Regions from separate parts of the Homo sapiens genome. Here region 1 is linked to region 2. The links are chromatin loops, found by intact Hi-C in ENCODE. Cell type or tissue: sigmoid colon. All regions are shown on one strand. Each heading gives the region's core, and the rest is flanking DNA. Links, peaks and the distances in the headings are about the cores only. Region 1 has its middle 20 kb from the start of PPP1R21. Region 2 has its middle 15 kb from the start of MSH6.

Region 1 (2,904 bases), core at 159-2,658, 650 kb after region 2:
AACATATGAATGTATAGAGGAACAGTAGCCAGAATTTAATTTTTCACATTGATTCCTTTTCTCCTCCAGAGGCCCCCTTTGGTGATAGCTCTGCTAGGAAGGCCTAGAGCAGGGAGGGACTGGGAGATATCATAGAGGGAGGCAAAAGGGGTGCTTCTGGACTCTATGCTCTGAGCAGTCTGGTTATGACTATCATGCTCCTGCCACTTCTCTGCTCAGCCGTTACTCCTGCCTTTCATAAGCTCTGATCTCCCTTGATCCCTGGCTAGGGTCAGCTTTACACACAGGGAAAGAAGACTGCTGACCGTGGTGTGATGCCAAGGCTTCAGGAAGGGTTCTCATTCCCAAATACTTTCTTTCTCTTTGTGCCACTTTCCTTGGAGTCTTCTTGGAAAGCAAAGCCTCAGCTACCTGGTTCACTGCTTGAGGTCGTGATGGATGCGTAGAGTATTTTCAGTTTTTCAAAAGGTTTTATGGAAATGCTGTTGTTTCTGTGTTGCTCAGAGTCTAGTGGGGGAGTCGGAAGCATGGGGTTATGGTTGTGGCAGAAGCTTCCAAGGAAAAGCTCAGGATGCAGGAAGAATGCCTGAGGGGAGGCCTTTGGCTGGGAGCACGGAGGGGTCCAGGAGAGGAACTCTTCAGGCAGAGCCAACAGCATCTCGGTGAGCACAGGGCAGTGGGGACCGAGAGGCCGCCCGGGCTGGAGGGCAGTGAACACGGGCAGCGCAGAGTGGCACCGAGGAGGGAGGGGCTGATTGTGCAGGCCCCTAGGCCATGACAGGGCTTCTGCTTTTTACTGGAGGCCACAGGGAGCCATCCGAAGCTGCCCCCTCTAAAGGATTTTCTTGAGCGGGAAGTGGCAGGATCAGATCTGCGATTGAGAGAAGCCCTCCCTCTCTCATCCTCCCGCTCAAGCCCTGTGTCCTCTAAAGCCCTGGCTCACGGAGCAGGAAGGTGGCCTGGAGCCCAGCAGGCACTCAGTGCATGGCCAGAGGGAACGGGAGGCCCAGGGGTGTGCAAGAGAATGGGCGCCCGAGCCTGCAGAGCGCCTGGCAGTTTAGAGCGGTCCCGCCATCTTCGGGGTCTTCCCTGCCACAGAGGCTTCTGAAGGTCGAGGCCCCTCGTCTGTCCCCAGTGACGCCCCTGTCCACACGGGCCAGCTCACTCCTGCTCTGCTAGCCAGGCCTATCCAGGACAAAGAAGGGGCTGTGCCCCTGCAGAGAGGGGGGTATCCTTTCCCAACCATCAAGTGAGAAGGAAGGGTCCACACCCAAAGCTAAGCCCCAGGGGAAGACAGGATGTCCCAACACATCCTGTAGAAGCACCTAGTCATCTTCCAGTTACCAATTTGCCTTACTTGTTCTGTTCAAATAGGGTAATTGTTTCCCCAAAAAGACTTGGGTATAGTGGAATGAAGTCACCAGAGACGTGCCTAAACAATGACAAACACCGGTCCTGGGTGCGCCGAAACCCTGGTAACCAGTTACTCAGACTGCGGGGCTGATTTTATCTTTCCTGAAGCAGCCGCGGAGCAAATTCAGTGATGGCACGCCCCCTGGTGGTGATACGAGGTTCTACCAGGCAGAAAGGACCGTTCTGGGGAGCGACTCCTCTGGGTGGAACGGAGAACGGGAGGAGGAGGAGGTTTCCGGACGTTCTCAGCGGCACATATTCATGGCTAATAATAAATGTTGATCTGTTGATTGAAATATGAAATAAAAGTGATTAATATAACCATTAGTAATCAAGGTATTGGAATGTGAGAATTTTAATAAAAGGTAAATCATCAGCCAAGGCAGGAAGAAAGCAGGGAGAGTTGGTCTGATAAGAGAAATAACTTTTGAGAGCGTCCATATACTTTCTGCTTTGACACTGTGGGTATTATATACTGTCTTTGTTTACCTAAGGCAGCCTCTCTTTTTATTTTGAAATTTTTCAAATATACACAAAACAGTGAAAAGAACTATAAATCCCCACATACCTACCACCCAAGTTCTGGAATATCAAGTTTTTGTCACTCTTGCTTTATGTATCCGATTTTATTTTATTTTATTTTATTTTGAGATGGAGTTTCACTCTTGTCCCCCAGGCTGCAGTGCAGTGGCGCGATTTCGACTCACTGCAACCTCCGCCTCCCAGGTTCAAGCGATTCTCCCGCCTCAGTCTTCTAAGTAGCTGGGACTACAGGTGCATGCCCGGCTAATTTTTGTATTTTTAGTAGAGACAGAATTTCTCCATGTTGGCCAGGCTGGTCTTGAGCTCCTGACCTCAAGTGATCTGCTCACCTCGGCCTCCCAAAGCGCTGGGATTACAGGCGTGAACCACCGCACCCGGCTGGCATGTTCTTACATAGCCACACGCCCTTATTTCATCAAAAACATTATGTAGGCTGGGCGCCGTGGCTCACGCCTGTAATCCCAGCACTTCGGGAGCCCGACGGGGGTGGATCACGAGGTCAAGAGATCGAGACCATCCTGGCTAACACGGTGAAACCCCGCCTCTACTAAAAATACAAAAAATTAGCCGGGCGTGGTGGCGGGCGCCTGTAGTCCCAGTTACTTGGGAGGCTGAGGCAGAATGGCGAGGACCAAGGAGGCGGAGCTTGCAGTGAGCTGAGACCGGCCACTGCACTCCAGCCTGGGCGAAAGTGCAAGACTCCGTCTCAAAAAAAAAAAAAAAAAAGAACATTTTATAATTCCTTGGAGTCATCTAAATCAAGCTCGTTCAACCCGTGGCCTGCGAGCCACATGCAGCCCAGGACGGCTTTGAATGCAGCACAACGCAAATTCGTAAGCTTTCTTAAAACATCATGAGATTTTTTGGTGTGATTTTTCCTTTATCAGCTCATCAGCTATCGTTAGTATTAGTGTATTTTATGTGTAGTAAAAGAATTCTTCTTCCACT
Region 2 (2,904 bases), core at 86-2,585:
CCAGCCTGTGTGCAAAGAGGGAGATGCCATATCAAAAAAAATAAAAGTGATCAGATATTGGCCGGGCGCGGTGGTTTGTGCCTGTAATCCCAGCACTTTGGGAGGCTGAGGCAGGAGGATCACCTAAGGTTGGGAATTCCAGACCAGCATGGCCAACATGGTGAAATTCCATCTCTACTAAAAAAAAAAAAAAAAAAAATACAAAAATTAGCCTGGAATGGTGGCGCACGCCTGTAAACCCAGCTACTTCAGAGGCTGAGGCAGAATTGCTTGAGCCCCAGAGGTGGAGGTTGCAGTGAGCCAAGATCATGCCACTGCACTCCAGCCTGGGCAACAGAAGCGAAACTCTGTCTGAAAAAAAAAAAAAGTGATCAGATATCAAAGGTAGGGAATTCTTGCTCAACTGACTTAGGATTCTTGTAAAAATTGGATGATGCAAGCCGGGCACCATGGCCAAAGCAGAAGGATCATTTGAGGCCAGGAGTTTAAAACCAGCTTGGGCAACATAGTGAGACTCCCATCTCTACCAAAAAAAATATATTTTTTTAATTAGCTAGATGTAGTAATGTGAGCATTAGTCCTAGCTATTCGGGAGGCTGGGGTGGGAGGATCCCTTGAGCCCAGGGGTTTGAGGTTGCAGAGATAACACAGAAACCCAAAAGTCAAGCCTAGCTGGAAAAGAGCTCAGAAGTGCCTGAGTAGAGTTTGGTCAAGTAGAGAATTTTTGTCAAAAGTGAGGCTGGAATCCCAATGCAAAGGTCTGATTCCAAAATAGGGTCGCCAAATTTAGCAAAACTATTGCGCTGGACATAAGCTAAAAAAAAGTATACCTTTCCACAAAAGATGGTGGCCTAGGGAAAAAAATACTATTTGTTTATCTGAAATTCAAATTTAAGTACATGTCTCTTTTCAATACTCCTTCTCTGACCTTGCGTGGTGCTTGCCTTTGGGATTAGGGCGAGGGGTGTGGGGGTGCCGGCCACTGAACTGGAAGACCAGGGGCCAGACCCTGGAGCCCAGGGACAGTGGGAAGATGAAAGAGGGGCTGCAAAGCCCAGTCGCGCGAGCTTGTTCCGGCGCCTGGTCAAGAGTGCCCTCTGGTGGCCACACGGCGCCCTGCACCCGCAACCAGCGCAGCCCAAGCAGTGGGGACCCGGCCTCTGAGGCGGACACCTGTTCTTGGTTCTGACCTCTACTAAGAGCACAAGTCCGCCCCGGGACTGTAGAGAAGGAAGCCGGGAGGACAGGACAAGTTCAGAGCCACCTGGGATAGACTTTTCAAACCAGTTGTCTTAACTGGAGGCTCTGATCCGCTCCCTGCCAAGGGTCAGCCACTGTCTTGCCGGGGCGGCTGATCTGCAAGATCCTCATACCCCTGAATTTTCAAGGCCCGAAGGAGCAAACGGCTGATATCTGCTCTTCCTCAAACCTCTCGCTGCCCACCACCCTCCTGGCCCCTCTGCTCACTTCCAGGGTGTGGGAAGTCAAATCAAAACTGAGGGCAAGCCGCCGCAGTGGCACGTGCCTGTAGTCCCAGCCACACAGGAAGGAGTGGGAAAGAGGTGGGAATCGCTTGACCCCAGGACTTCCAGACTGCCCAGCGCTGTGATCAGGCCTGTGAACAGCTACTGTACTCCAGCCTGGGCAAAGCAGCAGGACCCTGTTTCTAAACAGGTGAATAAGTGAATTAATACAATTAAGAAAGAAAAAACGGCCAGGCGAGGTGGCTCACACCTGTAATCCCAGCACTTTGGGAAGCCTAGGTGGGCAGATCACAAGGTCAGGAGTTTGAGACCAGCCTGCACAACATAGCAAAACCCTGTCTCTACTAAAAATACGAAAATTAGCCTGGTGTGTTGGCATGCGCCTGTAGTCCCAGCTACCCGGGAAGCTGAGGCAGAAGAATCATTTGAATCCAGGAGGTGGAGGTTGCAGTGAGCCGAGATCGCGCCACTGCACTCCACCCTGGGCGACAGAGTGAGACTCTGTCTCAAAAAACACACACACACACAAAAACAGTCACATAGAAATGTGATTGGACAAAAGGGGGTGTGACCTAAGAGTAATAGATTAGGAGGAGCTCAGCTAGGCCTGTTTGTTCAAATTCTTTTGTGTCTCTGTATGATATTCCTTCTCTCTAGGTATGGGGTAGGACACCTGTCACAGGAGGATCTTCAAGGGAGAAGGGAGGAGGTCAGAGAGTGACCTTGCTAGTTTTTAGGGTTTGTTTCCAGGAAGAGGAGTTCTAGTTTCTCTGACCCACTTTAGGAGAGAAAGGCGAATGGGAGAAAGGAAGTCAGGAGTTCAGAGAAAACTTATTGCTTCTGCAGCCCTCTCAATCTCCTGAAGCTCAAAATACCCTGCATTCCAAGGTGCCATACTTTGGGGCATCATGTTCTGAGCCCAGTGGCAAACATGATCCACATGGGCCCTGTTTTCTTGGGGCTGTTGAGGAGACAGGGGTGGACATAAATCGTCACACAGGGCCGGGCACGGTGGCTCATGCCCGTAATCCTGGCACTTTGGGAGGCCGAGGTGGGCAGATTGCGTAAGCTCAGGAGTTCAAGACCAGCTTTGGGCAACATGGCAAAAACCCATCTCTACAAAAAATACAAAAATTAGTTCGGCATGGTGACGGGTCCCTGTAATTCCAGCTGCTCAGGAGGCTGAGGAAGAATTGCTTGAAACTGGGAGGCAGAGGTTGCAGTGAGCCAAGATCGCACCACTGCATTCCACTGGGTGACAAAGTGAGACCCTGTCTCAAATCAAAAACAAAAACAGTTACACAGCACAGAGTGCCAAAGAGGCATGTCCCACCTCCCACCCCAGGGCCTAAGGAAACCCACCTGCTGGCCCTTTCCTCTGAGAACTGCAGAGCCCAGAATCCTGTGGGATGCGCAGGCA

Evidence for each region. Hi-C counts contacts between places; a loop is a spot of excess contacts. Peaks named below come from ENCODE experiments on the same cell type or tissue, not always from the same donor. Only the 100,000 strongest peaks of a DNase experiment are listed, where the experiment ranks them.
Region 1: a loop joins it to region 2, with 5 times the contacts of the local background. A loop is called at or near these places in 2 of 110 quality-filtered maps.

Annotation. Positions count from the first base shown.
Region 1 is chr2:48,419,361-48,422,264 of GRCh38, forward strand. No RefSeq gene overlaps it. Among named protein-coding and RNA genes, the nearest start is that of PPP1R21, 20 kb to the right of the region's middle. In sigmoid colon, for the core only: CTCF peaks have their summits at 1,567 (motif pointing left) and 1,767; DNase peaks (open chromatin) are centred at 1,141 and 1,551; H3K27me3 peaks cover 227 bases.
Region 2 is chr2:47,766,983-47,769,886 of GRCh38, forward strand. No RefSeq gene overlaps it. Among named protein-coding and RNA genes, the nearest start is that of MSH6, 15 kb to the right of the region's middle. In sigmoid colon, for the core only: CTCF peaks have their summits at 1,104 (motif pointing left) and 1,308; a DNase peak (open chromatin) is centred at 1,109.